Regions from separate parts of the Mus musculus genome. Here regions 2, 3 and 4 are each linked to region 1. Evidence: chromatin loops called from intact Hi-C (ENCODE). Cell type or tissue: heart. All regions are shown on one strand.

The links. A loop is a pair of places that touch in the nucleus more often than their neighbours do. Peaks named below come from ENCODE experiments on the same cell type or tissue, not always from the same donor. Only the 100,000 strongest peaks of a DNase experiment are listed, where the experiment ranks them.
Region 2: it touches region 1 in a loop (4-fold over the local background); 3 of 42 quality-filtered maps call a loop at or near these places.
Region 3: it touches region 1 in a loop (2.6-fold over the local background); 6 of 42 quality-filtered maps call a loop at or near these places.
Region 4: it touches region 1 in a loop (5-fold over the local background); 22 of 42 quality-filtered maps call a loop at or near these places.

Annotation. Positions count from the first base shown.
Region 1 is chr5:136,182,230-136,190,229 of GRCm38, reverse strand. It overlaps Prkrip1 (Prkr interacting protein 1 (IL11 inducible)), which reads left to right. Exons shown (of 6, transcript NM_025774.3): 5 at 611-678. Among named protein-coding and RNA genes, the nearest start is that of Prkrip1, 13 kb to the left of the region's middle. In heart, a CTCF peak has its summit at 3,273 (motif pointing right); a DNase peak (open chromatin) is centred at 3,294.
Region 2 is chr5:136,043,070-136,051,069 of GRCm38, reverse strand. Upk3b (uroplakin 3B) reads right to left here. Exons shown (of 6, transcript NM_175309.4): 6 at 6,077-7,135. The coding sequence ends at 6,976. Among named protein-coding and RNA genes, the nearest start is that of Upk3b, 8.6 kb to the right of the region's middle. In heart, CTCF peaks have their summits at 4,729, 4,930, 5,520 and 6,025; a DNase peak (open chromatin) is centred at 4,889; H3K27ac peaks cover 253 bases.
Region 3 is chr5:136,111,654-136,119,653 of GRCm38, reverse strand. It overlaps Rasa4 (RAS p21 protein activator 4), which reads right to left. Exons shown (of 21, transcript NM_133914.3): 21 at 7,794-8,000. Polr2j (polymerase (RNA) II (DNA directed) polypeptide J) reads right to left here and starts at 2,963. Exons shown (of 4, transcript NM_011293.2): 1 at 2,849-2,963. The coding sequence starts at 2,901. In heart, no CTCF peak of the experiment used is centred here; a DNase peak (open chromatin) is centred at 3,023; H3K4me3 peaks cover 2,368 bases; H3K27ac peaks cover 1,424 bases.
Region 4 is chr5:136,131,536-136,139,535 of GRCm38, reverse strand. Lrwd1 (leucine-rich repeats and WD repeat domain containing 1) reads left to right here and starts at 3,462. Exons shown (of 15, transcript NM_027891.4): 1 at 3,462-3,664; 2 at 4,803-5,037; 3 at 5,486-5,602; 4 at 6,091-6,231; 5 at 6,457-6,561; 6 at 7,108-7,230; 7 at 7,310-7,424; 8 at 7,974-8,000. The coding sequence starts at 3,585. Alkbh4 (alkB homolog 4, lysine demethylase) reads right to left here and starts at 3,391. Exons shown (of 3, transcript NM_001347492.1): 1 at 3,242-3,391; 2 at 1-198. The coding sequence starts at 3,358. In heart, CTCF peaks have their summits at 1,418 (motif pointing right) and 3,513 (motif pointing left); DNase peaks (open chromatin) are centred at 15, 1,395 and 3,425; H3K4me3 peaks cover 2,656 bases; H3K27ac peaks cover 1,591 bases.

The sequences.
Region 1 (8,000 bases):
TTTGTGTGTGGGGAGTGGGGGAAGAATACAAAGAAGGAGGGAGACTGGGACTGGCACATGTGTGGAGGTCAGAAGACACCTTTAATTTTTAGTGTTTCTGTTTTGTTTTCTTTTGGTTTTGTTTTTTTGAATGTGTGGGGTTTTTTATGTTTTGTTTGTTTGTTTGCTTTTTGAGATGGGGGTTTCTCTGTGTAGCCCTGAGTGTCCTGGAACTTACTCTGAGGACCAGGTTTGAACTCAGAAATCCTCCTGAGTGCTGTGATTAAAGGCGTGCACCACCACCACCTGGCTCCACTTGTCTATTTTTTTAAGGCAGGGTTTCACTATGTGTCACAGGCTGGCCTTGAAAAGGTTGTTTTATTTTTATATGTATGTGTGGATTTGTGCATCTGAACGTGAGTTCTCATCGGGGCCAGAAGAGGAGCAGGAGTTATAGGCAGTTTGAGTTACCTGACACAGATGCTGGGAACTGAACTTGAGTCCTCTGTTGAGCCATCTCTTTCAGCTCCTGTTACTGTAGCATTTGTGTTGTTATAAAGATAGCATAAATAGATGTTCTTTTTTCAAAACAGCCACTAAGACAACCACTGTCTTTGTCTCCCACGTGTAGCCAGAAGTTAAAAGAGAAGAAGTTACTGGCAAAGAAGATGAAACTTGAACAGAAGAAACAGAAGGAAGGTGAGTTGTGCCCACATTTCTCTCAGTGCCAGTCACCACCGCTGAGGTGGCAGTGCCAGTAACCTGTGGTAGTGAAGAGTTAACGTTGTTAACTGCATGTGTCAGAAAGCCACATGATGGGGCTGGTGAGATGGCTCAGCGGGTAAGAGCACTGACAGCTCTTCTGAAGGTCCTGAGTTCAAATCCCAGCAACCACATGGTGGCTCACAACCACCCATAATGAGATCTGATGCCCTCTTCTGGTGGTCTGAAGTCAGCTACAGTGATCTTATGTATAATAATAAATAAATCTTTAAAAAAAAAAAAGAAAGAAAGAAAGCCACATGATGGAGTCAGGCATGGTAGCACATGCCTTTAATTCCAGCGCTTGTGAGGCAGAAGCTGGCGGATCTCCAGGTTTGAGGCCAGCCTGGTCTACACAATGAGTTCCAGGACAGCCAGGGCTACACAGAGAAACCCTGTCTCGATAGAACCAAAAAAGAAAGAAAGAAAGCTGGACTGGCTTAAGTGGAGAGGAAAGCTGCTGGCTCAAAGTAGGCTAGGGGAGGAGCTTGCTGGAATTCGGGTTACCAATGTCGTCCTCTGCCCTGTCCTCACTGCCCGCTCCTCAGCTGCCCTCAAGTTGTTCTTTACCTTGCCTCTTTTTTCCCCCCCGGGAGGAAGGATTGAAGGGCTCTCCCATCATTTGGGCAGGAGCCATTTGTTGTGTTATGTGCACTACGTGTGTGTTGTACATGTGTGCACATGCCCATGGACGCCGAAGGCCAGTGTCTGCTTCTTCTTTAAGTTGTTCTTGCTTAGCCTGGAGCTGACTGATTTGGCTAGGCTGGCTGCTAGCAAGCCTTGGGGAGCCTCCTTTCTCGGTCTCCCTGGAGCTGGGATTACAAGCACACATTGCCATGCTCGTTTTTTCCATTGGTACTGGGGATCCAAACTCAGTACTGGCTGCTCCATTTCCTGATCTTGATTGATCCTCTTGGTTTTTAGTTTTTGTGACAGGCTCCATGCAGCCATCCTGGCTTGGTCTTAACTATGTAGTGAAGGCTGATTGTGAACTGACCCTCCAGCTTCCACCTCCTAAGAGCAGGTGCTGGGTCTTGCCTTCTACCATGTGTGAGTTTCAAGGATCAGGTCGTCAGGTGTGATAGCAAGAGCCCTCACCCACTGAGCATCTTACCAGCCCTATGTATTAGGGTCTTATTTATGTTTTATTATTTGTTGTTTTGTTTTGCTTGATGTAGTCTCACGTAGCCAAGGCTGGCCTTACACTCCTGACCCTCCTACCTCTACTTCCAAGTGTGATTACAGACCTGCACACCTATGGTTTTTAGCTCCATGCTGTTTCCTAGACTTTATGTTGCTGCTCTGTGGACTCTGTACACATGCTGCTTTCACAGTCCACTCAGTGTCTCAAAACCGCCTTCAACAGGATGTGGGGTGTCCTTTCGGGGAGGTTTCTTCACTCTTGCATAGATTTTGTCAAATTGGGTGGAAAAAATTGTTTCTGTTCATTTGTAGTTTCTAATTGTCTACCCACAGGTTGCCTCTTCCCCCATGATATCTCCATTTTGTGGTTGATCCTATCTTGTGAATTTTGTTTCAGTGACATATAATATAAGGAAGATCTAAAAGCTTCCATTGGATTCTAATGTATGCTTTTCACACCTTTACTGCAGTTTCTACCTTCCCATTAATTTTTTTTTTTTTTTTTTTAAAGATTTATTTATTTATTATATGGAAGTACATTGTAGCTGTCTTCAGACACTCCAGAAGAGGGCGTCAGATCTCGTTACGGATGGTTGTGAGCCACCATGTGGTTGCTGGGATTTGAACTCTGGACCTTCGGAAGAGCAGTCGGGTGCTCTTACCCACTGAGCCATCTCACCAGCCCCCATTAATTTTTTAAAATATTTTTTTGTTTCTGTTATATTTTTGAGACACGGTCTTTCTGTGTAGCCCTGGCTTTCCTGGAACTCATTATATACACCAGGCTGGCTTTGAGCTCACAGAGATCAGTCTGTGTGCTAGGATTAAAGGAGGAGTATACCAGCATCACCATGCCTGATGGATCTCTGTGAGTTCAAGGGCAGCCTGGTCTACAGAGCAAGTTCCAGGACAGCCAGAGCTACGCAAAGAAACCCTGTCTTGGGGGGAGAAAAAGACCTTGCCTCAGTTGACTGGGCTGGTGATGTAGCTCAGTTGTAGAGTGCTTGTCTAATGTACAAGGAGTCTGGCTTTCATCCCCAGAAGTGCATAAAAACTGTTCCCTGGTTACAGGAATCTATAGTCCCAGGACTCATGAGTTAGAAGCAGGGTCTGAAGTTCAGAATTATCCTCAGAACTGCATTGAATAAATGTCATCATTGGCACTATGCACGGACCACCTGTGCATCTCAAGAAATGCCTCATTGTGTATGCTTGGTGTTGATGACAGAGGAGGAGTAAGTCTGCAGGTCTTCATCAGTGGCGTACATGCCTGTCTTCCCACCTTTCTGATTATATCCTCATTGTCATTTTGTAAAAGAATAAGATTTTCTTGATACCTGGTTGAAATGAATAGAAGTTAATGTAGTGCTGCCCGAGTGTGCCACAAGGTGGCCCCAGCACACCGTGGAGCTCCTGTAGGTTGGCAGTAACGCATCTGAAGTTATCTGGTTCTTCTTAAAAGGGGATTGAGAGCTTAGCAGGAAGGGCAGCTGCCTAAGGCTGTGTTTGTGCTGTGTAGTAACTCAGCACCCTGCAGTGTGGGACATGGGTTTGAGTGACAGCACCTGGCTGGCTATGAGCCAGTTTGGAATCTTTTTTTCTTTTTTTCTTTTTTTTTGGTTTTTCAAGACAGGGTTTCTCTGTGTAGCCCTGGCTGTCTTGGAACTCACTCTGTAGACCAGGCTGCCCTTGAACTCAGAAATCCACTTGCCTCTACCTCCCAAGTGCTGGGATTAAATACGTGTGCCACCACTGCTCCGCCAGTTTGAATTCTTCTGAGTCCCTGAGCACCGCAATGATTTATCTGAACCACAGTCTTGCTTCCCTAACACAGCTGCCTCCCAAGGGGGTCTGGGGTGACTTTAAGGCTCTCTGTCACTGGACACAACTAGAGCACTTTGCTAGGCTCAGTGCTAGCTACATCTTGGCCTCGGTTTCTCTTTGTCTGGAGGGCTCAGCTGCTGCCTAGTTCATCAGAAGCGGCCATCTCCTCTTGATTATTGCTTTACAGGTATCTCCTGGCACTGCTAGGTGTCCCCTAATCAGAATGACACAGAATTCCCTTTAAGTTAGTGATGTTCTCTAGAGGCAGTCTGTCTAGATGGCTCTAGCGTGTGCTTTGGACCAACATTCAGAGCCACAGGATTAAGTGTAATGGACTGGAAAGCTGCCCTGTTCTTTGTCCTTTGATCATGAAGCCATTGTATTCCCGGCTCAGGAATCTTTAGAGTACATTGAAGCGGTGTGGAGAACGATAGTGACCTATAACCCTTACTTACAACAATAGCTAACGGATTGCTGTTTCTCCCTTGCTTTCAGTTTCTTCATGCACGTGCCCTGTTCTTGTTAACACTGCACTGTTACCGCAGAACTTGAATCGCACGCAGGCCATCTCCCTCAACCTTGCAGTTCCATAGTTCTAGGGGATTTTGTTTTGCTCTGATTTGGGGTGCGGGATGTTTTGTTTTGTTGTTGCCCATGGGGAACAAAAACAAAAACTGTGTTATCATCAGTTGTACTCAGTGGTATGTCTGTAAGCTGAATAAAATTTCCAAATGGGCTGCACTGTGGCTCAGAGGATAAAGGTGCTTACCAACAAGGCAGAGGACCTAAGTTCAATCCTCAGGCCCTCAGGGAAGGAGGAAAGGACTCACTCTGACCCCCACACATGTCTCATAGCATACATGCATACATAAAAATATATAAATATAATATAATAAATCTTTGACTTGTGGCTTTAAAGTACTGTGTAAACTAAATAGTAAAGAGTAGTGCAAGGTGAGGCTGGTCAGTTAGATGGCTTAGTGGGTAAATGACTTGCCACCAAGCCTGACAACCAAGTTCAGTACCCAGAACCCACATAGTAGAGGAAAGAACTGACTCCTGACTTCATGTGTGCTTTGGCACACACCCATACACTTACACAGTAGAGAAGTTAATATTTAAGAAAGTAATGAGAGGAAATAACTAAAAAGGAAATATCAGAGCAAGTTTGGTACTGTGGTTCCAGCACCCAGGGATTGCCTGGAGTTTGAGGAAAGTGTAGATTGTTAGAAAATCCTGTCTCAAATATATCCCCGATGCCAAAATACCTTCCTCCAAAAGATTACTATACCTTCTTTATGTTTTGGGGGAGTAAGTTTTCTTAGCAGGATCACCTGTGGTGATTTGAATTAGAATGGCTGACAAAGGCTCATGTATGTGAATGCTTAGCCATCAGTTGGTATGGTTTGAAAAGTTAGGCCTGACCTTGTTGGGTAGGTGTGTTCCGAGAGGAGGTGTATTTGTTGCTGGGGGTGGACATTGAGATTTAAAAAGCCTAAGCCAGGCCCAGTGTTGTCTCTCTGCCCACTGCCTGAAGATCAGGATGAAAGTGCTCAGTGCTTCCCAGCACCACCCTTGCCTGCCTGCTATCCTGCTCCATGCCCTGATGGGTAGGATGAAGCCCGGAAACTCTAAGCAAGCCTCCATTTAAATGCTGTCCTTTGTAAGAGTTGACTTGGTCATGGAGTCTCTCCACAGCAATAGAACACTGAGACTAGGTCTTTGTAGCCCTGGCTGGCCTTGAACTCACAGTAGTCTGCCTGCCTCTGGTTCCTAACACTGGAATTAAATGCATGTGCCACCATGCTCTGATGATGATGATGTTGTTGTTGTTATTGTTGTTGTTGTGTTTGTTTGTTTGGTTGGTTGGTTTGGTTTGGTTTTGAGACAGGGTTTCTCTGTGTAGACCTGTCTTTCCTGGAATTCACTCTGTAGTCCAGACTGGCCTTGAACTCAGATATACCTGTTTCTGCTTCCCAAGTGCTGGAATTAAAGGCCACCACCACCTGGCCAGATTTTTTTTTTTTTTTTAAGCTTCAGTCTGATTTCAGATTCACTGTGTAGATGAGGATGGCTTTGAACTTCTGATCCTCTTTCCTCCACATCCTGAGTGGAGTGGTGGGATTACAGGTGTGTGTTTCAGGGTTTTGTGTACATATATGGTTTGGGGGTTGTTTGCTTCAGGCAGGGGTAAGCTCCAGCTTTTTTTTTTTTTTTTAAAGAGAGGGGGGGGGGCTGGAGAGATGGCTCAGCGGTTAAGAGCACTGACTGCTATTCCGAAGGTCCTGAGTTCAAATTCCAGCAACCACATGATTGCTCACAACCATCCATAATGAGATCTGACGCCCTCTTCTGGTGCGTCTGAAGACAGCTACAATGTACTCATATACATAAAATAAATAAATCTTGAGAGAGAGAGAGAGAGAGAGAGAGAGTGTGTGTGTGTGTGTGTGTGTGTGTGTGTGTGTGTGGTGTGTGTGTGTGTATGGGGGGTTACTGTTTGTAAATACGTACATATGAGTGTAGGAGCCCACAGAGGCCAGGAGAGGGCTCTCCTTTCCTTGGAGCTGGAGTTAGAGTTGTGAATCATCTCTGTGAGTGCTAGGAAATGAATTAAGGGTAGAGTAGTAAGTGTGCTTAGCTGCTGCGCCGTCTCTCCAGCCCCTCGAACACTTTACATAGGCTTTGCTTTATGTTTTGCTAGTCTTGAACCTAGGGATTTGCGCATGCTTGGCAAGCCGTGTACCACTGAGCTGCGTGTCTGGTGAGTGCATGCCTGCCACTCTCCAGCCCCTACAATGGTTTTAGAGTCACAGAAACCTGTCTCATCTCGTTACAGTTAGTAGCTGGTTTCCCTCCCTTACCCAAGGCCCTTCCCTTCCCTTCCCTCTATTGCAGAATTCAGCACAGAGCCCCACAGTGCTCAGTCAGCATCTGGCTGTATGCGCCTTTGACTGAGACAGCTGCTCAGACTTACTGGGCCAGTGTCTGTACAGCATCCCCCACCAGGGTTTGACTGATGTCTCATGTCATGAGCTGGAGCTGCATCACCAGCTTACTGCTGTTGGTGCTGATGTTGGCTGCCCCACAGAGGCAGTAGTTATCAGGTATGCTCACCAAAACTCACTGCTCTTCCTCCAGGAACTTACTTTGGAAAGAAGTCTTCCATGTGCAGCCCATACAAAGGATTAAGGTCTAGTCAGGCGCCTCCAACCTGAAGTCAGGGATCTACAAGTTAGGAGGTGGTCTCTCCATCTGCAAAAGTGTTTGTGACAACAGACCTATGTGTGTGACCCAGTTTTCTTTCCCTTGTTGGAATTGTCTGTTGTCCCTGTGCCTGCCTACCACAAGTTTCCAGCACTTCCTTATTTTCTGTACTATCAGATACCCCAGGCTCATCTTGGGGGTTTCCTGCCCTCGACCTAGCATTGGATGAGGGTCCAAGATAACTTATCTTGTGTTGGCGCAAGATCATGGGGGTGAGAGTAGAAGGAATCATTCATCTTTGACTGGCAGTTCTGTTGTGCAAGTGCCGTAGAGTGTGTGCCTATTGGTGACTGTGACATTGCTAGGTGATGTAACCTAGTGGGCCCACCATCATAACGATAGACTCCTCAGCTGATAGGAATGGCTGTGCAGCATATGGAGGTGTGTGTCCTGAGCAATGCCTAGATACATCCATGGGTACTAGTTGGTAACCATCTGTTCACAGGAAGTTAATCATGAGTTTGTACTGACATGTCCAGCTCTCCTGCGTCATCAGTGGGTCATTCTGGCTTTGTCCGCCTTACTGCTTATCGCACATCCATCACTATTCACTCCCAGCACATGGTATACTTACTGCTTGAGAGTCACTGCTCCCTGTGGGAAAAGCAGCTTACACCAGAACACAGAGGCCCTTTTTCTTGATTACATTTTTCAGTTTTATATGAGTGTTCTGTCTACATGTATGTATGTGAACTACATGTATGTCTGGTGCCCACAAGGGTCCAAAAAGTGGGCCAGATCATTTGGAACTGGAGTTACATATAGTTGCAAACCACCATGTGGGGGCTGGGAACCCAACCTGAGTTATCTACAAGAATGTCTGGTGCTCTGAAGTACACCGTCTCTCCAGCCCCATTGCATGGATCTTGTCCAATGCATGGTATCATGAGTCCACCAGTCAAATATACAAAGTAGTTTCACTGTCCTGAAAAGTCCCTGGGGAGTCAGCTGATGCCCCTGCGCTGAAGACCTCCCCCGCCTTTTTCCAGCCAGCTCCCGCCTACTCTCCTACTCTCAGAACAAGA
Region 2 (8,000 bases), 140 kb after region 1:
TGCCTTCAAAAATAGGTTTTTTTGTTTTTGTTTTTTGTTTGTTTTTGTTTGTTTGTTTGTTTTTTCGAGACAAGGTTTCTCTGTATAGCTCTGGCTGTCCTGGAAACTCACTTTGTAGACCAGGCTGGCCTTGAACTCAGAAATCTGCCTGCCTCTGCCTCCCGAGTGCTGGGATCAAAGGCGTGCATCACCATGCCCAGCTCAAAAATAGTTTTTTTTTTTAATCTATTTATTTATTTATTTATTTATTTATTATCTGTGTGTACACTGTAGCTGTATTCAGACACTCTAGAAGAGGGCATCAAATTTTTGTTATGGATGGTTGTGAGCCACCATGTGGTTGCTGGGATTTGAACTCAGGACCTTTGGAAGAGCAGTCGGCGCTCTTAACTGCTGAGCCATCTCATCAGCCCTCAAAAATAGTTTTAAATTTTATCTTATTATATGAGAATGGGTGTTTTACCTGAATGTATGTATGGGTACCACCTGTGTGCCTGGTACCCAGAGAGGTCAGAAGAAGGCATCAGATCCCCTGGAACTAGAGTCAGAGATGGATATGAGCCACCATGTAAATGCTAGGAGTCAAATCAGGGTCCTTTGGAGGGGCCAGTTTTCTTGTCCACTGAGCTATCTCTCTCCAGACCCTAAGACAAGTTTTATTGCACTAATTTATCATGTGTGTGCTGGAGGAAGGGTGGCATGCACATGCTCTAGCAATGTGTATGAAGGTCAGAGGACTACTTTTAGGAGTTGGTTCTCTGTTCCCCGTGTGGGTTCTGGGGACTGAATCTGTGTCCCCAGACTCAGCCCAGGGCCTTTACAGGCAGATGAGAGGGAGGGAGTTGCCTGAGGTCTGTTCCCACCCTGTGTTCCAACACCTATGCTCTGCTGAGTGATGAATCACGGTGCAGTCACCTCCCCACAACCCCCAATCCTGGATGTTTTTCCTTTTTCACAAAGAACTTGTTTTTGACTGATGAGCGATGAAGCTATGGGTCAATGGGTGTCATGACATTTCCTTATATAGAGTCCTCCGGGATCCTTTAATAAAACGTTCTTGGCACTTGGGACATAGCTCAGCAGTAAAGCACCTGCCTAGAATCCCCCAGTGAGAGACTGTGGGTGTCGTTCAGTGGTTAGAGCCTCTGCCTAGAATTCTCCCCAGTAAAGGGCTGGGGATGTGGCTCAGTGGTAGAGCATTTGCCTAGCATATATGAGGGCCCAAGTAGAGACCCCAGCAGCACAATAGAGGAATAGTAAGTACATAAATTCCTCCCACTGAGTGTGGTAGTTAATCCTAACACTTGGGAGATAGAGGCAGGAAAATCACAGGACCCTGTCTCAAGAAGAGAACAAAAGTAAATGATCCACACAGCTTTAATCCCAACATTCAAGAGGCAAGGATATTCAGGGATCTCTGAGTTCAAGGCCAGCCTGGTCTACATAGTGAGTTCCAGGCCAGCCAGGGCTACATAGTAAGTAAGACATTGTCCTGCTACGTCCAAAGAAACAAAGTAAAAAACCTCTTTACAACCTGGTTGGTGCTAGAGACTCATCCCAAGGTTTCTAGTGCTCCTGCTGTGTGGAACTCTGGGGCAAAATGTCCCCTCAGGGTTTGATGGGGCCCAGCACAGCATCAGCTAACTGTTCTGGGCAGGACCACTGACACCTCTGTGACACCTCAGCCAGCATAGCCTAGGGCAGGAGATCACCAGTGGGTGGCTTCTGACGATGGCCTCCAGATGACCTGAGGGAGGGATCTAACTTCATGAAACATTAGGAATTTGCCAACACCCATGTGCCACCAGTGCCTAGCATATATTAAATCAACATTCTCATGGCTGACAGGAGCTGCTAGTATTGTGGACAGCCATCTCCAGCTTCTCGTCAGGCATGTCTGGCACGTCAGGCTGTCCTTTGGTATTTAGTTCATTCCTCCATGTAATCCCACAGTGGTGTCAGAGTCCTGGCAGGGCTGGCACAGCAGCGAGCCCGTGACAGTGAACGCCTGTGAGCTGGGCTGTGCTAGCAAGGCAGCTTCTTAAATTTTTATTTTATTTTCAATTTTTTAGACAGGGTGTTTTAGTCAGAGTTTCTATTGCTGCAATGAAACACCATCTCCAAAAAGCAAGTTGGGGAGGAAAGGGTTTATTCAGCTTACACTTCCACATTGCTGTTCATCACCAAAGGAAGTCAGGATAGGAACTCAAGCAGGGCAGGAACCTGGAGGCAGGAGCTGATGCAGAGGCCATGGAGGGAGGGGTGCTGCTTACTGCTCCCTCCTCAGGGGTTGCTCATCCTGCCTTCTTATATAAACACCAGCCCAGGGATGGCCCCACCCACAATGGGCTGGGCCCTCCCATGCCTTACAGCTGGATCTCATGGAAGGCCATGCCTTACAGCTGGATCTCATGGAAGCTTTTTTCCTCAACTGAGGCTCCTTCCTCTCTGATGACTCTTTCTTGTGTCAACTTGACACACAAAACCAGCCAGTACCCAGGGTCTCACTAGGTTGCTTAGGCTGCCCTGAAACTTGCTATGTAGACAAGGATGGTCTCAAGGTCACAGAGATCCTCTCTGCCTCTGCCTCTGCCTCTGCCTCTGCCTCTGCCTCTGCCTCTGCCTCTGCCTCTGCCTCTGCCTCTGCCTCTGCCTCTGCCTCTGCCTCTGCCTCTGCCTCTGCCTCTGCCTCTGCCTCTGCCTCTGCCTCTGCCTCTGCCTCTGCCTCTGCCTCTGCCTCTGCCTCTGCCTCTGCCTCTGCCTCCTGGGCTCAAAGATGTGTGCAATAACACTGGGATCAGTTTTGTTTTGTTTTTTTAAAATATTTTTAAATATTAAAAATTTGTGTGTGTGTGTGTGCGCACGTGTACATTTGTGCATGTGTTTGTGGTTGCCCAAAGATACCATAAACAGCCTGGCTCCCCCGGAGCTGCATTTCAGGTGGTGCTGATGTGGGTGCTGGGAAGCAAGCTTGGGAGCTGCAGATACTCTCTCTCTCTCTCTTTTTTTTTTTTTTGGTTTTTCGAGACAGGGTTTCTCTGTATAGTCTTGGCTGTCCTGGAACTCACTTTGTAGACCAGGCTGGCCTCGAACTCAGAAATCCACCTGTCTCTGCCTCCCAAGTGCTGGGATTAAAGGCGTGCGCCACCACCGCCCGGCTGCTGCAGATACTCTTAACTGCTGAGCCCTTGCTCCAGCATCCCTGCCTTTCAAATCACTATTATTCTGCAGGAGAGAAGGGTACCGAGTGGCCTGCGTGTGTGTGGAGATCGGACGCCAACCATGTGAACTTGTTCTCTCCTTTCAGCTTTACCCAGGTTCCAAGAATCAAACTCAAGGCTTCCTAGCTATGGCGGCAAATGGCTTTACAGTCTGAGCCACCCCGTCCACATTTCCCGGCCAGCCATTTTGCAAGTAGCACGCTGTGCCAATGTACCATGCTGTGCTTTGGAAAGTTTTGTGGATTTTTTGTTTTTGTTTTTTTTTTCGAGACAGGCTTTCTCTGTGTAGCCCTGGCTGTCCTGGAACTCACTTTGTAGACCAGGCTGGCCTCGAACTCAGAAATCTGCCTGCCTCTGCCTCCCAAGTGCTGGGATTAAAGGCGTGCGCCACCACCGCCCGACTAGTTTTGTGGAGTTTAAGGCTCTCTGTTTGCTTGCTCCTTCTCTCTTCCTAGGGAGAAGGGAAAAGCCACAGCAAGATAGCACATGGTTAGCTTTCCGCCTGCCATCTTGAGACTTGAGTCTTGGGCAATGGTGGGGGTAGGGTGGGGTGGGTGGGGTGGCGCGTGCATGTGCGTGTGTATGTGTGTGTGTGTGTGTGTGTGTGTGTGTGTGAGATGTGTGTGGGTGTGCCAGTGAGTGGAAATCAGAGGCTCTCTCCTCCTACCATGTAGGTCCTGGTGACCAAACTCAGTTTGGCAGGCTTTGGCAGCAAGCACCTAGTAGCCTCCTCCCCAGCCATCGTCTGGTCTCTGTGTTGATGTTAGGGGCTAGGGACGTAAATTCCCCCTCCGTTGTTGGTAACACCTTCATGAAACTTGAACAACAACTGACACAAGTCTCTGGACTGGGGAGATGGCTCAGCCGTCAGGAGCACTGACTGCTCTTGCAGAGGGTGCTGGGTCAACTCCCCGTACCGACACAGTGGCTCCCAACTGCCCATAACTCCAGTCCCAGTAGCTCAACCCCCCTCTTCTGACCTCTGCGAGCACCAGGCACAAATTCAGTGCACACACGGACATGCAGGCAAAACACTCATACACATAAAACAAACAAAGCTTAAAATTTTTTTTTTGTTTTAAAGAAGGCTGTGTTATTTTCTATTGGGGTGGGGAGATGTCCCCAGGCACATGCCCTGCATATCTGCCACTCTAGAAGTTGAGAAAGGAACATACAGAGTTCAAGATCTAGTGAGCGAACATATCAAGATCTTGTCTCAGCACGCACACACACACACACACACACACACACACACACACACGACACCCCCCACCCCCACCCGCACCCCCAGAACTCCTTTTTCTGGGAATGTGATGGAACTCTCCCTGGTGTTAGGTGCATGAAGATCTCCATTCTCATTCCTGTGTGCATGTGTTTAATTTTGTGTTTTTGAGGCAGAGCCTCAGACTGTAAATATGACAACAGTCTTTAACTCCCAGTCCTCCAGTTTCCCCATCCATCTCTAAAGTATTGGCCTCAAAATCACAGTAATTTAAAAAAAAAAAAATCACAGCAATTCTCCAGCCTCGGGGCCCCAACTGACATCCCACTGCCTCTCCCACTCCCACCCTAACCCTGACCCCATCCCCTCCACCCCACTCCGCCCATGCGGGCCAAGCCTGCTGTTTTCCATTTTCTTCCCTTTCAGGACTTTGTAGAGATTGCAAAGGCATACTCTCGCCCCCGTGTGGCGGCGGCGGGAATCACCACAGACTGTAAAAGTACCTACAGCAAGCCACGGGGCACCAGGATCACAAAGTCTGGGGATCCTTTCGCAAGTCTAGCTGAACCTTTAGCTCTTTAAAATAAATCTTAAATCATACACTTTAAAATAAAATTTAAAATACACCTGAAAAATAAAGACCTGTTAATTATCTTGCATTTGCAGGTGTCGGGGTGCAGAGGACAAGGGGATGGGGAGGTTTGGGGGGAGCACACGTGCCTTATTTTTGTAGAGGTCAGGGTCAGAGGACAACTTGCCAGAACTGGTTCTCTCCTCCCACGTGAGAACAATTCATGAATTCATGTCAGTCGACTTGATGGCATCTCACAGGCCCTTCATTCATCTTTTAACTCAGCAAATACCAGTGGTCAAGGAAACAAGGACGGGTGCTGGGACAAGTTGTGTGGGTGTGGGGGACCGAGTATCTCTTTCCCAACGCCAAGGCAGGTTAGCCCTCTCCTGGTCCACAGGGCCCTCTGCTCTCATCTGGTCCAATTTCAAAAGTTGCTCCACGCACGTTTCTCTGGCCACTGGAGCATTTGGCTGGGTGCAGCTTCTATCTACACCTCTAGGGGTCACCTGCATGCTGGGGGTTCGGCAAGATGGGGACTAGAACTCAGAGGCAGAGGTTCACCGACTTGATAAAGATCTGCCACTGAGGCCTGTGCCAGGAGGGAGAGTGGCTGTGGCCGCTTGATTCTGAAAAGTGAGCACGTTTCTCTGTTATTCCAAAGCACAAACTGGCGGCAATCAAAGGACCCGTAAGAGGCAGCGCCAGAGCACCACCATATGCTCCTGTCGCAGAGCCAGCCTGAGCAACACTCCTGCCATAGTAACATTTATTAACTTCCAAAAAGCTTGATCAGACAAGCCCCGTGGGACATGGGGTAGGGTGGCTGAACAGTGAGGGCAGGCAAGGGTCGCCGTTAAAGAAAATTTGGTACCTCTGCAGGCTCAGCCTGGATGAGTCGGAAATACATTCTTCCCTGACCCCTGACAGGACAGGAATGCAGATGGAGCAGTAAACTGGAGTGCATGCGCAAGGCCCTGCTGCCACGGGGCTACAACTCGCGGGCGCCCCCGCATGGTGATGGCAGGAACCACTGGCTTTGTCCTGGAGAGCTTTTCCTTTGATCGAGTGTACAGTGGGTCTCAAAGAGCCCACTATGGTAATTGGGAGAGTGACTCCGAGGATAGTTTGAGAGCATGACATCTCCCCAGCAGTAATAGATCCCACATCTGGACAGGTGTCAGTCTGCGATTCAAAGCAAGGTAGAGTCCTCCAAAGTTACAATCAGCTTTCCCCGAGGCCGTGTCTAACACTGTATGTGGTGCAGAATGCCAGATGCACAATAAATGATGCTGAGTGAGCCGAGAAGTGTGCAGAACCATCTCTCTGTGTGCACAGGGGCTGGGCTAGGTAGCCGACTGTCATTAATAGCCATTTACACTCTCTAACCAGTACACTTGGTGAGACCCATCCTCAGAAAGAGCGAGGGGGACGAAAGTGGTATTTGTGTAACTGCACCCCACCCCTGGTTGTTGGGTCAGACGGAAGGTGGCCTGAACCTCATATAACTCATGATGGGCCCAGCCCAACCTACTGACTGCCCAACAAGGCTGCCTACCGGGTTGTGTGTTTTTGTTTTGTTTTGGTTTGTTTCATTTGAGACCTGCTCCTGCCAGATATCCCAGACTAGCCTGAAGTACATGACCCTCCTACTTCAGCCTCCCAAGTGTGGGGATCGTAGCTTGTGTCAACCGTCCTGCTGCGTTCTCTGAAGTCTGGCTAAGGTGAAGATGAACTGGCCACCTCCTCTAGCCTTACATGAAGGAGGTTAAGTTGGCCAAGCTGACCTTGACCACCTGCAAGCATACTTACAGACAGAGCCTAGTGAGGGGCAAAAGCAGAAATAAAACAGCCAGGCAGATAGAAGGGGCTGTGCAGATGCAAGACCCCCACCCCCACCCCACAGGACCTGCACATCTGCTCTCTGCCCCTCACCCCAGGCCCAAGCTACAGAGACCAGGCTACGGGCTGAGACTGGGAAGGGGGTCCAGGCCAGGCTCGCAGCCCACCGGCAGTGTGGCAGCTTCGCTGGGGGGGATATGGTGAGTCATGTAACGTTTTCCCATGAAGGAGCCAATCCGCAGCTGCTCAGGAGCTTCCTCGGGCCACCACAGGCTGGAGCTGCAGGGGAGAGAAGAAAGGGGGGGGACGACGTTACATCCCTAACCAGAGGCCATCACATTCTAGCTGTGTCCCTTCCCCAGAATCTTTACCCGTCAGCCTATCCCCTCATCTCCTCACCTGTCCTCTTTTTTATTTGTTACATGAAATATGTAGTGCATAGGTATATGGGGGTGCGCGCACGCGTGCACACACACACACACACACACACACATGCATATGCCTGTGTGGAAGTTGGGTTGGGTTGGGTGTCTTCCTCTATCACTATACCTTACCTCTAAGAAAAAAATTCTGTTGGGGGGCGGGAAGCGGGGTGCACATGCCACGGGGTGCATATGGAGGACATAGGACAATTGGCATGAGACAGTTCTCTCTGCCATGTGGGTCCCACAGATCAAACTCAAGTCATCAGGCTTGGTAGCAAGAGGCTTTACCCACTGAGCCATCCTGCCAACATTATCTTACCTTTTTGAGCCAGGGTCTTTGACTATAACCTTTAATGACTGGCTGGCCACAGATTCTAGGGATCCTCCTGCCACTCCCCATGAGTTAGGTTACAGACTCGCTCGACCACATCTGGATTTTACGTGAGTGCTGGAGGTTCAAATTTGGGTCCTTGTCTGTGCAGGGAGCACTTCGCTCACTAAAGTGTCTCCCCAGTCCCCCTTCCCTCTGTTTTGGAGCCAGCTAGAGAGGCACCTCGTCCAGGTATACCGGGATAACCTACCCTAACGGCAGTTACCAAGACACTCCAGGGGCTCATGGAAAAAAGACAAAGCCCAGGGGAAAAACTCTGCCCCTGACTCCAGAGGAACTGCCACCCAGGTGACAGACACAGAGTGGAAGGGAGTCAGGAGAGGCTTTC
Region 3 (8,000 bases), 71 kb after region 1:
GTGGGTACAGGGGAGAGACCAGGAGACACTTAACCCCCAAGGCCCCTCACAATCAAGGTAGGCCCAGGTCTATCATTCTGCAAGCCCTACTATCTATCCCCAATGGCTACTGGAGTTGCACCTTGGGTTTTGAGCGTGCTAAGCAAAGCCCTCAACCACTGAGCTACAGGTCTAGCCCTGGGAGGCCTTTTTCAGTCTACTCACCAGTAAAGGACTCAGAGCTCTGGCATGGTTCAGTGGCCAACCATTAACCTCCCATGTGTAAGTCTCTGGGTCTCATCTCCACCACTCCCACCGTCCAAACAATAAACAAGGTAGGCCTGCCTGGTAGTTCAGACCAGTAATCCCAGCAATTTGGGAGGCTGAGGCAGGAGGATAGAGAAACACCTCAGCCATCACCCTGGCCTTTCTCTTTGCTTAAGGTAGAATCTCATTTGCCAATGGACACACTGTGCTTGTCTCCACTTCCCATGCCCCTGGAGAAACACTGGAAGCAGAACTCAGATCTACACACAAGTCCTCAGCATGACAATCAATCAATCAATAAATGCTAACAAGGAACCGCCTCTCCCCTGTGATGGCCTCCTATTTATATACCAGGGAGCATGGACTTAGCAGTCCTTGTTTTTGTTTGTTTTTTTTGAGACTACATTTCTTCGTACTTGATCTGTAGACCAGGCTGGCCTTGATCCCCCTGCCTCTGCCTCCCAAGTGCTGGGATTAAAGGTGGATTAAAATCCACCGCTCAGTTAAGGATTGCTCCTTTTTTCAAACTCGGTACACAAATATTTTCTTACTTTGTCCACGCCTGTCTGAGATAAGAGGACAACCTGTAATTGTCAGGTCTCTCCTGGTACCATAGTGGTCCCAGGGACTGAACTCAAGTCATCAGGCTTGCCTGCGGGTGCCTGCGCTCAAGCCATGTTGCCAGCCCAGAACATGGATGTTTTGGACCTGATTGTCCTTTTCTGGGAGCCTGTCTACTGCACCAAGGGTTGTTATCAGCATCCCTTGCTGCTATCCACCCGCTGCCAATACCAACGTGCCTGGGACAACCAGAACCTTTTCCAGATGGCCAAATGCTCTTGCTCATGGGACAACAACCGGGCTCTCAGTTGAGAATATGCCCCCAAGGAAGGCTGAAGTAGCTATCAAATGTCAATCACAAAACCCTGCCTCTTAGGAATGAGCAGTGTCGGCTACAGGTCTGCAGTGTACACTGTACTGGCAAACTCGGAGGATCTTGAAGAACTTCATTATTTATTGACTGATTGATACAGGGATGAAATGAGCCCCGTGCATGCTAGGTAAGCAATCTACCACTGGGGTATACCTCTGAGAGGCCAAATCTACTCCATCTTGGGACCTGCTACCTCCATCTTAAAGAAAAAAAAAAAAGCCGGGCGTGGTGGTGCATGCCTTTAATCCCAGCACTCTGGAGGCATTGGCAGGCGGATTTCTGGGTTTGAGGCCAGCCTGGTCTACAAAGTGAGTTCCAGGACAGCCAGGGCTATACAGAGAAACCCTGTCTTGAACCCCCCCCCCCCCCCGCAAAAAAAGCCTGAGAACTTGACCTACAGCAGAACCCAAGATGCAACCAAGTACCAGGAAGGACCTCACGGCTTGTCCCTTGGCCCATACCCCAGAGTTACTCCCTAGCAACAGTTAATCAAAGATTAGTCTGGTTGCTTCAGATCTACTTTCAGATAGTTTGTGATTGTTCATCTCCCTTCACAGCACCACCTGTCAGCTTACAACAGACATTCAGTTAGATACCTGCCAAGCTCCATACCCCGTCACTCCCACTCCCTAGAAAACCTTGTCCTGGGTTCAAGGCTGCTCTGCCTTCTCTTCCTGTCCTGTTGTGTCAGGGTTGGGTTGGAGGAGAGCCCAAGCCCGAGCTTGTGATAAAGAGACCCTAATGGAAACGGCTCCTTAATGATCTTTTGGGGTTCACAAACGATTCCTAGCACACCTCCATACCTTTTTCCCACTGAGATAGAGACTAAGCTGACTTCCAAGAAGGGGCACACACACGAGAGAAGGGTTACACAAGAGAGAAGGGTTCGTAGCAAACTTTGAGTCATCAAAAGAGTGTATTTGGCTACCATTAAGACAATTACATAAAGCCAGAGCCGGTGGCTCAGGCCGTTAATCCCAGGTAGAAGCAGGTGGATCGCTGAGTTTGAGGCTAGTCTGGTCTGCAAAGCTCGTTCCAAGACAGTCAAGGAGGATACACAGAGAAACCCTACCTCCAAAAGACAATTAGATGCTTAATCTCTAAACCTGTAGCCACTCGAGTGCAAAGTACTTCCCCCTGCTCTCTGAATGCACACAGACCCAACTTGCGTCTGTCTTACTTTCTTAGCGCTCTCTTCCTCTGAACCCTCCTGCTTAAGCCCATATTAAAGTATCTTTAATTAAAAACCCACCAATCCTGCTTCACTAAACCGAAGAGTCCTGAAATTCTTTTTAGCGTGGAGCCACGAACCCGGGTTTGGCCTAAGTCGGGATCCCTGAAAATCTAGGAGAAACCCTCAGGTTGCTGAGGAGTGTAAGAGAGCTGTGTCTCTGTCCCTTCACAGCTGTCATCATGAACCAAGTGTCTGGAGCAAGACACTCCATGTCCCAGAGCCTCCGATTTCCCACTGCAAAATGCATGCACGCGCCAGTGCTTCGCGCCGCTGCCTGAAGCTGGGCAGACTCGCATTGAGCAGCACGGAAGACTCAAAGCAAAGCCCGCCTCCCGCCTCGGTTTCCCCAGACAGGAGCAGTGCGGCGCTCCAGCGGAGCTGACGGCCGGCAGGCTCCTATGCAACCGTCCCCGCCTCCGCCGGCCTCCACTTACTTCTTCTCGCCCTCGAAGAGCAAGAACGACTCGAAGGCCGGAGGAGCGTTCATCCTAGCGCCGCGCTCTCGCTCCCCGACACCAACCCACAGTCTCCTTCCGCCAACAGAGCCCCGAAGCGCGACCACTTCCGGATTTCTCAGCCGCAGCCAATCAGTGTAAGCACCTGGCCCCCGCCCCCTAGCGGCTCGGATGACCTAATGCAGGCGCAGGCAAGGCTGAGGGCGAGCCGTGCGCATGCGTCAGTTTAGAACCCTTGTTCGAGGCGTCCATGCTGAGTGTTTTGGCGCGTGCTCCCGCGCCCGGAGTTGAGCCACCTGTAGCTGGCTCCCCGGTACCGACTGAATGGGACTAAGAGTCTAAGTGGGCTGCTGCTGCAGGACCCCCGGGTGGGCCGACACTGGCGGACTTATGAGGCCTTCTAGATGAGGACCAGTGGAGCAAGAAGGGATGTAAAGGTTGGGGAGGAGCTTGGGGTACCAGCGCATCTTCTCTTGAGCACACAGGTAACTAAAAACACGATGAAAGCTTTGCACCTCGCCATTTTTCAGCGGTCTCTGTAGCAATCTTTTATTTTTCCTATTTTTAAAGATTTTTATTTGCATATCTTGTATGGGCACGTATATGCAGGTGCCTTTGGAGACCAGAAGAGGGTTGGGTCACCTGGAGCTGGAGTTACAGGTGGTTGTGAGCCCCCCCTGCCCCAGTGGGTGCTGGGAACCGAACTCCAGTCCCCTGCAGGAGCAGTAAGACCCTTAACTGCTGAGCCATTTCTCCAGCCTCCCTGATGGCTCATCTTGTCAACCGGATGAAATTTAGAATCATCCTAGAAACAAACCCCTAGGAGGGGCCAGCAAGACAGCCCAGTGGGCAAGGGGGAGTGTGACCAAATCTGATTACCTAAATTCAGTCCCCAGAACCCACGTGGTGGTAGAGAACAGACTTCTCCGACCTCCCTTCACGGTATGCATTTACACATGTGTGCACTCACAATAGAGAATAATAATCATAACCATAATAAAGAACGTTTGGTTGTCTTTGGGATTCTAGACAGATTTGACTGAGGAAGACAGACGTGTATGGCATCATCCTAGAGGCTCAGGAGTCAGACTACAGCTTCCTGGCGCAGATGCAGTGTGCTTGGCTGCCTGGGAATCCTGTTGCTATGACATCTGCATTGTATACCCTTCCTTAAGATGCTTCTGGTTGGTTGTTTTTTTGTTTTTTTTTTTTGGGGGGGGGGTTCGAGACAGGGTTTCTCTGTGTAGCCCTGGCTGTCCTGGAGCTCACTTTGTAGACCAGGCTGGCCTCAAACTCAGAAATCCGACTGCCTCTGCCTCCCGAGTGCTGGGATTAAAGGCATGGACCACCACGCCTGGCTGCTTCTGGTTGTTGTTGTCTTGGTTTTGTTTGTTTTTCAAGACAAGTGTTTCTCTGTGCAACCCTGGCAGTCCTGAAACTTGCTCTGTAGATCAAGCTGGCATCGAACTCAGAAAGCTGCCTGCCTCCATCTCCAAGAGTGCTGGCATTAAAGGCGTAAGCCAGCAGCACCAGGACTTCTGTTCAGTTTTCAGACACAACAACAAGAACAGTAACTAATACAGACTCAGTCTCCCAAGCGTTGGAGCCACAGGCATGAGCCATCCTGTCCATTGGTATCTGAGTGCTGAAGCACCACTGGGTGATGGAAGTGTCACAGGAATCAAGCGAAGACGATGATGTCAGGTCCTGGAAGGCTCTGGGGCCCTTCGCATGCTGGGTCACACTCCACTTTGCCTCTGCACATGGGCATATTACTTCTGGAGTGTCAAAGTAGTGATGCCTAAGCCAGCTCAGCCACCTTCAAGGCTGAAGGTACAAAGATAATGCAGGCACCTTGCTCAGCTCTTACGTCTCCAACTGGGAGGAAGACGAGGAGGAGGAAGAGGAGGAAGCAGAAGCTGTTGCTGCCACAGCCCAAGGTTCCCCTGTCACAGCCCAAAACTTGCATCCACTTAATAATCTAGGAACAGAGATCCTGGAGAGCGGAGCTCCCCATGAGGTCATCAGGAATGCTAGTTATCGCATGGGACCGAGCTTAACTCCTCGAGCAATAGGGTTTTCTCCAGGCCACTCTGTGAGCCAAGGCTGAGATTAGGAGAAGGCAGACCAATCCCATGTGATTATGATACCCTTAGTCCCTCCTCTCCCCTCAACCAAAAGCTTCCGAGTGCCCGCAAGACAGACCTGGTAGTGTTACCAGAATTCCTCCCCTGCGTGGGCTTCATGTCTCCCCTTTTCCTAAGTCCCAGTGATAAACCACCAAAGTTCCCCCTGGGGAGTCACTGAGGTTCCCAATCTTACAAGGGAGGGATAATGGACAGAAGTATGGAGGACCCCAAAGAAGTCTAGCATGGGTGATGGCTTCCCCATAGTCACATAGATGGGGTCCCCAACTGTTAGCCTTCTACGTCCTATATACTCAGTCACTTCCCTGAGGCCCCTCAAAAGGCAAGTGCAATTAGAGCAGAATTGCATACAAATGACCTTTATCCATTCCAATGAGGGAAGACCCACAGTTACCAAACTAGAGGTGGGCTCTTGCAAGCAGGCACAACTGATGATGATGGTGGCTGCTTCAGAAGTCACTGGACCCCTTTATCTGTCCCTTCTCCTGATGTACCACCACACTGAACAAACATCCTCTCTACTTTTCCCCAGCACTCATCGTAACTGGCAGCAAAGGACCCGGGCCTGGCCTAGCTGCACGGCTCTCAAGTCAGGGCTTTTGTACTAAAACCCTGGAGACCTGTGTGCCATCCCTCTGTGGGACGGATTACCACTGTACCACCCTAGTTTAGTATTAAGGTTCCACCTGGAGTTTGGCCACCACCACTGTGTCCCACTTGATCTATAAGGATAAAAAAATGTCATTTAGAGGGATCAGATCAAGAGGCTAAGATCTCAGTAGGGGGAGGAATGCCAGGTGAAGATGACTTCCTTGTCTGCAGGGAACTTTGTGGAGCAGACCTAATCAAGAGTTAATTACTCTGGCAATGCTGGGGGCGTGGCTCAGTACTAGACCCCCTGCCAGGAATCCTCCATTGTGGGGCTGGGGGTGTGGCTCAGTGGTAGAGCTCCTGCCTAGAATCCCCCAATGAGGGGCTGGGGGCGTGGCTCAGTGGTAGAGCCCCTGCCTAGAATCCCCCAGGGAGGGGCTGGGGGCGTGGCTCAGCGGTAGAGCCCCTGCCTAGAATCCTTTACTGAGGGACTGGGGTGGTGGCTCTTGTAGAGCAGCCTCCTGCCCAATTTATACAGTGCTGGGGCTCAGACCCAGGGACCCAGGCCCTCATGCATGCTAGATAATCACCTTAACTGGACTGGGGTTTGCTGTTTGGTTTTTGTTTTTTGTTGTTTTTCCAATGATTTTCATTTTGTTTGTTTGTTTTTACTGAAACAGGGTCACACAATATAGCCCATTGATGGCCTCAAACTTGAACTCCTCCTGCCTCAGCTTCCCGAATGCTGGGATATAGGTGTGTGTCATCACGCCCAGCTTCTGAGTGTGCGTTTGTGTTGGCTGAACTGCAAATGAAACCCAGAATCTTACATATGCCAGGCAGTTGCCCCATCACTGAGCTACATCGCCAACCTGAGCGTGGTTTGAGCGAGTGACCATTTGAATTCAGGCATGGCCGCTTGGTTGAGCCTGTGATGCCAACAACGGCATGCAGAACGGAGTCAGGAGGGTCAGTTCAAGGTCATCCTCAGCTCCACAGCCGAGTTTGAGGGCAGCCTGGACTAAGAGAGACTCTGTCTCAAAAATAAAGGTGCTTGCTGAGCACACACGGAGCCCTACGTTTAATTCCCAGCTCTGCATAAACTCTGCATGGTTCACACCTGTAATTCCAGCACATGAGAGGTAGAGGAAGGAAGATCGGGAGTTCAGGGTCATCCTTGGCTATAAAACAAGTTTGGGGTTATCCTGGGTATATGACTAACCTTGTCTTAATTCTTCTAGAAAAAAATATAAACAATACATCAGCCGAACTAGGAGCTGAATCCCCCCCCCCCCCCCACTCTTCCCTCTGTGGGAGACGCAGAGCTGTGGCCAGGAGCCAATACTGTGGAAAAGCTAGCCATTTAGACACAGCCCACAGGAAAGCCACTGGCTGAGTCTGTGTAGAACAGTTCTCAGCCGGTGGGTGGAGACCTCCTCATGGGGGTCAAACGACCCTTTTCCGGGCGTGGCATAAAATCATCAGAAAACACAGATATTTACATTATGATTGATAAGAGTAGCAAAATTAGTTATGAAGTAGCAAGGAAAATAATGCTATAGTTGGGGGCTCGCCGCAACACGAGGAACTGTATTGAAGGGCCGCGGCATTAGGAAGGTCGAGATGAATACCTCCTGGGATTCTCATTTTCAAAGGCATGAGTGCCCTGCCCACCCTGAACCTGGAAGCAGTAGCTGACCAGCCATGAGAGCAGCACAACGCATGGCCTGGGTCTCGTGAGGGAAGGCAGGGAAATGGCAGGAGCTCTATCCACTTCCGACAACCCCGTGCCCAATCCAGCTGCCCATCAGCACAGCCTCACGCCCCTCTCAGACCCTGAGCAGAGGGGCTGGAAACTTGGCCCGGTAACCCACGGAAGATGGAAGGGGCCACTGTGACCCAGCCCTGCCGTGCTATGCAGTCTGTAGGGATGCCCTAAACAGAGGAGCTTGGTGTGGCATCTGTTTCTGGCTGGGAAGAGCCATTAGGCTCCAGAGCTGAGAGGACGGAGGGGGTGTGGAGAGGAGTGTGGGATAGGAGCTGCGAGTTTTAACAGGCCTGGCCCCAGGTAACCTAGAACCTGCAGCAAGGCTGCACTGGTGACCCCAGCTCTCAGTCAACCCCCCGTCCCTACATAGGGTCTCTTGGATTCAGTCTTTCTCTGGACCCAACCCAACACCTCAGCATTGCGGCAGTTACAGAGCATTTATTTATGACAGCAAACCACTGTGGCATCCGACCTAGGAGGCCAGACAGTGGCAAAGCAATGTGAGGTGGACAGCCTGTTCTCCTGGGTGAAGAATATGGGTCATGGGGACTACAAGAGCAGTTGGTTCTCCCAAGGAAGCAGGTGTCACGGTTGTCCCTCGCAGACATGGAGAAGACTATGCTGG
Region 4 (8,000 bases), 51 kb after region 1:
CTGCTTCTTCCTCCCAGACTGTGAGAGCTTCCAGGGGTCGCAGTCCATCAGACGCACCATCTCAGCTTCTTCCTCTGGGGTCACAAAGTCCTGTATCAGTGTCACTCCTGGGAAGGGGAATGCCCAACCCTCCAAGTCAGAGCCCTCGGCCCCTGCGGCCCAGCCTGTGTCTGGGCAGTAGAGGAAACAGCATTTTTTCTGTAAAAGACAGAGATGGGGCAGAGTGGGTGAGCTGCTGACGTGCTTAACCTGCAAGAAGCACAGAGATCTGAGCTCCATCCCCTAAAACCCAAATGTAATAAGCTGGGTGTGGTCATGGATGCCTGTATCCTAGAGCTGGGGAGGGAGGCAAAGGTCAGACCAAGGGCAAGCTAGCCTGGCCTCTTAGAAAATTCCAGGCCAGTGAGACTCTCTCAAAACACCAAGGTGGGCACCTGGGTTATCCTCTGCCCTCTACCTGTATACACATACACCTGTACACGCATACACCCCAAACAGAAGTGCCCTGGAACCAGCAAAGACCCACAATAGCCACATGTGCCCGGGACCCACCAGGAGCCTCTGGGATTCCGATGCTCTTCTTGGAACTAAAGCAACTTGGAGAGGAGCCTGGAGTCGCAGGGGCGATGCAGCCTGAACCTGGCCTCAGGCCTCAGGGCATGGGATTCTCATTCTCTCATTTGTGTTTTTCTTCTCTGAGGACCTGGCCTGAGGCTGGGGGATGTGGGCACTATTCCTTTGGCACTGTGACTATCACCGACCCCTCAGGAGCAAAAAGATAAAGGACAGGAGCCTGCACCAGGAGTCTGAGAAGCAGGGCTAACCGTAAGGCTGTGGTCTGGGTGGCCAGGGGCTGGCCAATGCTTATTGGAAGCCACAGATGTGTGTCTTCCTCAGCCCTGCTCCTGCCTCCTCTGAGACTAAGAGATGCAGTAGTAGAAACGCCATCTTAGGGCTGGAGAGAAGGCTCGGCGAATAAAGGCACTGGCCGCTCTTCCAGACAACCAACCGGGAGAGCTCACGACTGTCCATTAACTTCAGTTCCAGGAGATCCAACACCCTCACACAGACACACATGCAGGCAAAACACCAATGTACATAAAATGTAGGGCATCATAAATCTGTGGCTGTAGCTCAGATGGTATAGGCCTGCCCGACATGCATGAAGCCATGGGTTCCTTCCCCAGCACTGCAAAAAAACCTGTGTGGCGGCAGAGGTCTGTAATCCTGGTCTTCAGGACCATTAAGAGTTCATGGTCATCTTTCACTATATAGTGAATAAGGCCAGCCTGGGCTACATGAGCCAGGCCTTAGCATGTTAGGTAAGCACTCTACCACAGAGGTCCATCCCAAGCCCCTCACTAGGGCAGTTCTTTCTTTCTATGTTTGAATCTGTGTGTGGCATGCACATGTGCCCTCCAAGGCCAGAAGAGGGCGCCAGTGACTTGGGTGTTGGGAGGCAAACTTAGGTCTTTGGTTTTTTTTTTCTGAGACAGGGTTTTTCTGTGTAGCCCTGGCTGTCCTGGAACTCACTCTGTAGACCAGGCTGGCCTCGAACTCAGAAATCCGCCTGCCTCTGCCTCCCGAGTGCTGGGATTAAAGGCCTGCGCCAGCACGCCCGAAGCAGTCAGTGTTCTTAAGTGTAGAGCCATCTCTCCAGCCTGGGCGGTGCTAGGCAGGTGCACTATCTCCAGACCACGCCTCCAGCTAGAGACTGGCTTCCTTCTTTTAGCAGCACATCTTCAAGGTGAATCCATATGGAACTCGCGTCAGAATTTCCTTCCTTTCTAAGGTTATATCTACTGCATGGATATCCGAGATTTTTAAAAATCTCTTATTAGTTTATGGTTTGCCTCTTTCTTTCCTGTCGAGACAGGCTTTTATTTAGTCTGGTTTGAAACTTGCTATGTAGATATCTTTGACCTCCCTCAAGCCAGCACCAACACTGCCCACTCTTCAGTTCACCAGTTGATATAATAAACACTTGGGTGTTTGGTCACTCTGAATGCTGCCATGATCCAGACATAGTGACATATGCTTGCAATCTTAGCTTATGGAGGGGGCGCCCTGGGGCCTCTAACTAAAGAAAATAACTAAAACAAAAAACTTGGCTCAGGCCCCTTTGATCTCTTTAAGTGTCTGTCGCCTCAGCCACCCACAGCTCCTATCTCAGGCCTCTACTCAAGCATTCCCCTGGCTATGCATCCCAGCAACTTGCTACAGCACTGCCAGGGCCATACAAATGCTCTGAAGTTATTTTTCATTCATTCATTCATTCATTCATCCATCCATTGCCCATTTTGATGGAAGGTGTTAGCCTGGTCAACAGAGAGCTAGAAGGGAAACATTTTAACATTCTTCCTGGCCTACCTGACTCCTGATCCTATTAGTATCTTGTAAGACAGATTTGTTTTTGTTTTTCAAGATGGGCTTTCCTGGAACTCCCTATGTAGATCAGGCTAGCCTGGGACTCACAGAGATCTGCCTGCCTCTGCATCCCAAGTGCTAAGTCTAATGGCATGCACCACCACTGCCCGGCTGTAAAGCTGATTCATACAGGTTTGTTTTCCCAAAAAAATTTCCCCCAAATCAAAGCCTGTTTTGGAGACAGGTTTCTCTGTAGTGTAGTCCTGGCTGTCCTGGAACTCACTCTGTAGACCAGGCTGGCCTCGAACTCGGAATTCCACCTGCCTCTTGTCTCCCGAGTGCTGGGATTAAAGGCATGCGCCACCACTGCCCGGCTGCCTGTGCTGTCTTAAGTCGCTCATTCCCTGTCTAATACAGGCGGCCTAGTGTTCAGCACTCCCTACCATTTCCATGCAGTCTCCCTTGTGCTCCGGAAGCTCACTCAAAACCAGACCCGTTCAGTCCAAGTTATTTACCACTGCCCCCCACCCCCACCCCTCACCCCCCAAAGTCACAGAGATGATGTGTGACAGCCGCTTCCCTACTGCCAAGGTAACTCCTAAAACCTGCTGGGCGGCTGAGGTCCGTTCTCCAGCCTCTCTGCCTTTCAAATGCAGAGATCTCGGCGTGCACCAGCATTTCCCCGCCCTTCCATTAATCAGCCGATGGCACTTGGTCCACCTTTTGGGTTTTGTGAATATTGAAGATATAAGCGCTCCAAACAACTCACCTACCGCGAGGCTTTGGTCCTTGGCTGTTTTACAGGCAAGCTGGGCCTTAGTTTCCCATTAAGATGAATAGATTTTCTGGCTATGACTCTTTTCCTAGTCCGTACCTGAAGGCAGATCTGCCAGGGCGGGTCCCTGTGGCGTTGTCTCTCGCAGATAAGACAGGTCCGGATGCCCTTACAGCCGCACTCCTGCAAAAGAGAAACTTCAGCCGCCGCCGCCATCGCGTCCTCCGATCAGTTAAGAGCGCAGGCGCGAGACGCAGGGGCCGCTGGGAGTTGTAGTCATCGCAGAAGCAGGAGGTGGGGCGTAAGGCTGGCGTTCTACTTCCTTCCGGTCGCAACGGACTCGCAAAGGGTTTGTTGTGCGCCACCTCCTGGGCTCCCCGGCAGCGGGCCTTAGCGACCGGACTTCGTGGAGGCGCGGGTTCGGTTGAGCCCTCGGCCACCCATGGCTCCTCTCACGCCGCAACTGCTCCTGCAACGTGGGCGACCCAAGACGGATAAGCTGGGGAAGATTCAGAGTTTGAAGTAAGAGCATGTGGGGTTGAAGCGGATCCGGGGCGTGGGGTTCTTCCCCGCCAGGGTGGTTTGATGGGCGGAATGCAAGGCTCAGACCCCTCCGTCTCCTCCTCCTGCCCGGGTTATTCTGTTATCCGGGATTCGAGCCCCAGTCGAATCTCGCGCCAAACGGAGATGTGGGAGATTGGCAGCCAACGCCCGGCGTCAGATAAACTTGGAGCGAACGCCCTTAGCCTTGCGCGGAGTGGAAAGACTGATGAGATACTAAGGGATGTTGAGGGATCCTGTGTAGCACGGAACGGGCTAGCAGGAACTAGTAAAAACAAGAAGGAACTTGGAAGTCTTGGGCTCTAAAGTCATTTTGTTTTGTTTGTTTGCTTGCCTGTTTGTTTTTGAGACAGGGTTTCTCTGTGTAGCCCTGGCTGTCCTGGAACTCACTCTGTAGACCAGGCTGGCTTCGAACTCAGAAATCCACCTGCCTCTGCCTCACAAGTGCTGGGATTAAAGGCGTGCGTGTGCCACCACTGCCCGGCAACAAAGTACTCTTTAAGGGAGGGAAGATGGGCCACAGAAATGATCTGCAGATAAAGGTGCCTGTCTGTCATCAAGCCTGAATTCAATCCCTTGGGCCCAGACAGTGGAGCAAAGCAGCTCCCTAAAACCATGACCCCCTTAATCACGCTTTGATTGTGCCCATTCCTATCCACACACCACACACAGATACATAGACACTCTGTAATACATAGAAAGGTAAGTTAGGAAGTGAGAAGGCTAGAACAGTTGGCATAGCTCAGTTGCTACATTGCTTACTAGACATGCACAGAGCCTGAGTATCCCTAGGGTTCCATCCCTATCAACACCTGAACAGCTCCCAAGGGGTGGCACATGCCTGTCATCTCAGCACGTGGGTAGGGGGAGGAGAGTTAAGTTCAAGGCTTTCCTGGACTACGCAATGAGTTGTGTAGGATGGGATCTCTTGAGTTTTGCGGCCAACCTAGTCTACATAGTTCAGGCTAGCCAAGTCTAAAGCAAGCTTCATGCTTGCACAAGAACTTTGTTGGTGGAAATCCCTCTGGGACAGATGGGGTAATTAATGGGAGGGTCTGGCCCGCTCCCTCAGCTCTCTTGCTCTCTGCCCTCACCCCAGTCTGTCGGGGCTGCAGCTGCTCTCAGAGCACTTGGATCCCAATCTCCTGGGGCGCCTGAAGAAGCTGAGGGAACTTGACCTCTCTAACAACTTGCTGGAGACGCTGCCTGCTAACCTGGGCCTGTCCCATCTGCGCATCCTTCGCTGTACCAACAACCAGCTCGGGGATGTCACTGCCTTGCACCAGTTCCCAGAACTTGAGGAGCTCAATCTGGAAGGCAACCCCTTCCTGACGGTGAGAGGGACCAGGACTCTGTGGGGCAGACTCAGGCTCCATTCCCCCCCCCGCCCCCCCCCCCCCCGTTTCCGTTTTGTTTTGAGACTGGGTCCGATGTAGCACAGGCTGGTTTCAAATTAACTGTGGGTCCGCAAATAGCCTTAAATTTCTGCTCCTCCTGCCTCTGACCTCCTGAGTTCTGACCATGTTCCACAAAGCCCAGTTATGCGGTGCTGGGGACCAAACTCTGGGCTTTGTGCTTGCTAAGCAGGCAGTCTGCCCCCTGAGCTACATACCCACTCCGTTTGGGTTTTTGTTGTTTTGCTTGTTTGAGGCAAAGAGTCTTGCTCTGTAACCCAGACCAACATCAAACTTGAAACGTCCCTACCGTACTCTCCCAAACGTTGAGATTCCAGGCATGCGTCCTTACTCCTTCCTGGCTTTCTGTTATCTCTTCTTCCGTTAGGTCAGTGACAACCTCAAAGTCTCCTTTCTCCTGCCCAAGCTTCGTAAGGTGAATGGCAAGGACACGGCCTCCACCTGCTCACAGGTGGAGAATCTAGATCGGGAGCTGATGGACAGGGTAAGGATGATGGCGTGGGGGTGGGGTCCTTGGTCATAGCAATTGGGTACTGAGTGGGACAGAAGTGGAGTTTTGGAGCTGTGTAACAGAGATTCTTGCCCAGACAGCCTCAGGTCTGAGGTGGTGAGTCTGTTTTTTTTGTTCCTTTCTTTCTGTGTTTGGAGACCCTGTCTCCAAGGTATGCAGCAAGCACAGCAGGACACCAGCGAAGCTAGACTCACAGTGAGCTGGTTTTTGGCACATGCTCTTTCTTGCTTATATAGCCCAGGTGGCCTAGGACTCTTCTGCCTCAGCCCCCCAAGTGTTGGTATCACCACCATGTTCAGTTGAACCAGACTGATTTCAAGTCTAGCTACTAGATATTGAGTAGTTTCTAGAAGGTGGTATAGTCAGTCTACTGTGTGAGCCGGAGGAGTTAGGGTGGAGGTGCTGTGTGTAGCCTGGAGACCCAGGCTGGGCGGGGACGGTTCTGGTCTTTCTTACCGCAGGTCACAGCTCACTGGCAGAAGTTCATAGCCACTGTGAGCCCTGAGGAGGAAACTGACAAGGTGCGGGCTGATTTCATGAGGTCTGCAGTCAGGGATGTGTGTTACGGCCCTGAGTCGCTCATCGAGTTCACGCAGTGGCGGGTACATCATGGAGACTGGGGTTGGGGGGCGTCATGACAGGGGTTTGGTTTTCCTGACTCTCAGTTGTCCTGGAGAAGTTCCTGGTTGTGAGGGGTTGGGGCACTGTGGGGGGTTGGCTGGGTCATTTCCTATGGAGAGGTACAAGCTCCCTGTGAGCAGGTATTTGGGGAGGGGGAGGGGCACCCGAGACTGTGCTCTGCCTGCTGATGGCCTGGCCTCACCCAGGTGCGGATGATCGCCGAGGAACTGGTGGCCTCAGGTGGGGCCCAGGTGCAAGACGCTAAGGTCCCCGTGGAGCATCCCCAGGCTGCAGGTGCCTCCAAGTTCAGGGTGAGCGGTTCCATCCACATGGCTGGGAGAGCCCTGGGTCTTTCTGCACTAGAACACAGATGGCCCTCTGCATAAACTCAGGTGATGCCCAAGTAGAACAGTCAGCCTTCCCTTGCCGTGACCGCATACATGAGGTCATCGATTTACAAGGAAGAAAGGTTGGTTTGGGTTTACAGTTTTACTCCATAGTTCCTTGGTTCTAAGGTTGTTCATATTGTGTCTCTTATGGGGATGGGCTGTGAATCTTGTGGCCATCAAGAACCAAAGAGAGAAAGGGGAGCCAGTGTCCCAGTGCCCCCTTCAAGGGATGCCTGAGTCTCCTCACCTTCACTGTACTCCAGAGTAGCCCCATAGTCTGCTAACCCAGCCTTTTAACCTTTAGGCTCTCGGAGAACATTTTAAGTGCCCAGCCCTAACACGGAGCAAGGTCCCCCTGTGGCCCAGTTCTTGCTTTCCGTGCCTTTGAGAGGGTGTATAGTTCAGTGTGTAGTCAGGGGAGGGACCTTAGGGCATGGTCACATGGTTAAAGTCTCCTTCCTTTCACAGGCCAGAGAGGTGGCTTCAAAACGGCCAGGTAAAGACCCAGTCACCCTTCCTCCCAGCAAGCGAGTGCGTGCTCTCCCACCTGCTCAGGCTGAGGGCAGTCCTATGGGTGCTGATGGAGGGCAGGTAAGCTCCCCACGAGACAGGGGGAGCAGGCCAGAGGGAGCAGGCCAGGGGGCAACCGTGACCACCTGTGTCCCCACAGGCTGCCCTACACCTGGAACCCCTGCACTTCCTGCAGTGTCATAGCAGAAACAACAGCCCAAAGGACCTGGAGACCCAGCTGTGGGCCTGTGCCTTTGAGCCGGCCCGGGAGGAGGGTACGTGTTGGGCCAACGGGCAGTGGGAGGTTTGGGTCATAGGTTGGTGCTCAGCAGGAGATGAGAAATGGAAAGATACCTGGGAAACTCCATGAGATTGATTGATCTCAAGATAGAAAGAGCTGGAGAGATGGCTCCCTGGTTAAGAGTGCTTGCTGCTCTGTAGAGGACTGAAGTTTGGTTGCTAGTGTCTCCCATGGGCAGTTCACAACTGCCAGTAACACCAGCTCTAGGGGATCTGATGCCCTTTTTAGCTTCTGTGGGTATCTGCACTCACACGCGCATACCCCGACATGACACAGGTACAGAACCACTGTTTTAGTTTTTTTAAAGGTAGAAAGGAGGCTGTGGATGTAGTATAGTGGTAGAAACCTCACCTGTCACGTGTGAGGCCCTGAATTCTATTCCCTGTGCCACACAAAAATAAATAAATAAATAAATAAATAAAAATAAAAATAAAAATAATTGAGAGGTGAGGAGGCCAGCAAGGAGGACAGTAGGGAGGAGCTTTATAAAGAAGATGTTTATGTGACTGATCCCATAAAACAGGGCACTCGAGGGCCACATCCCAGACCG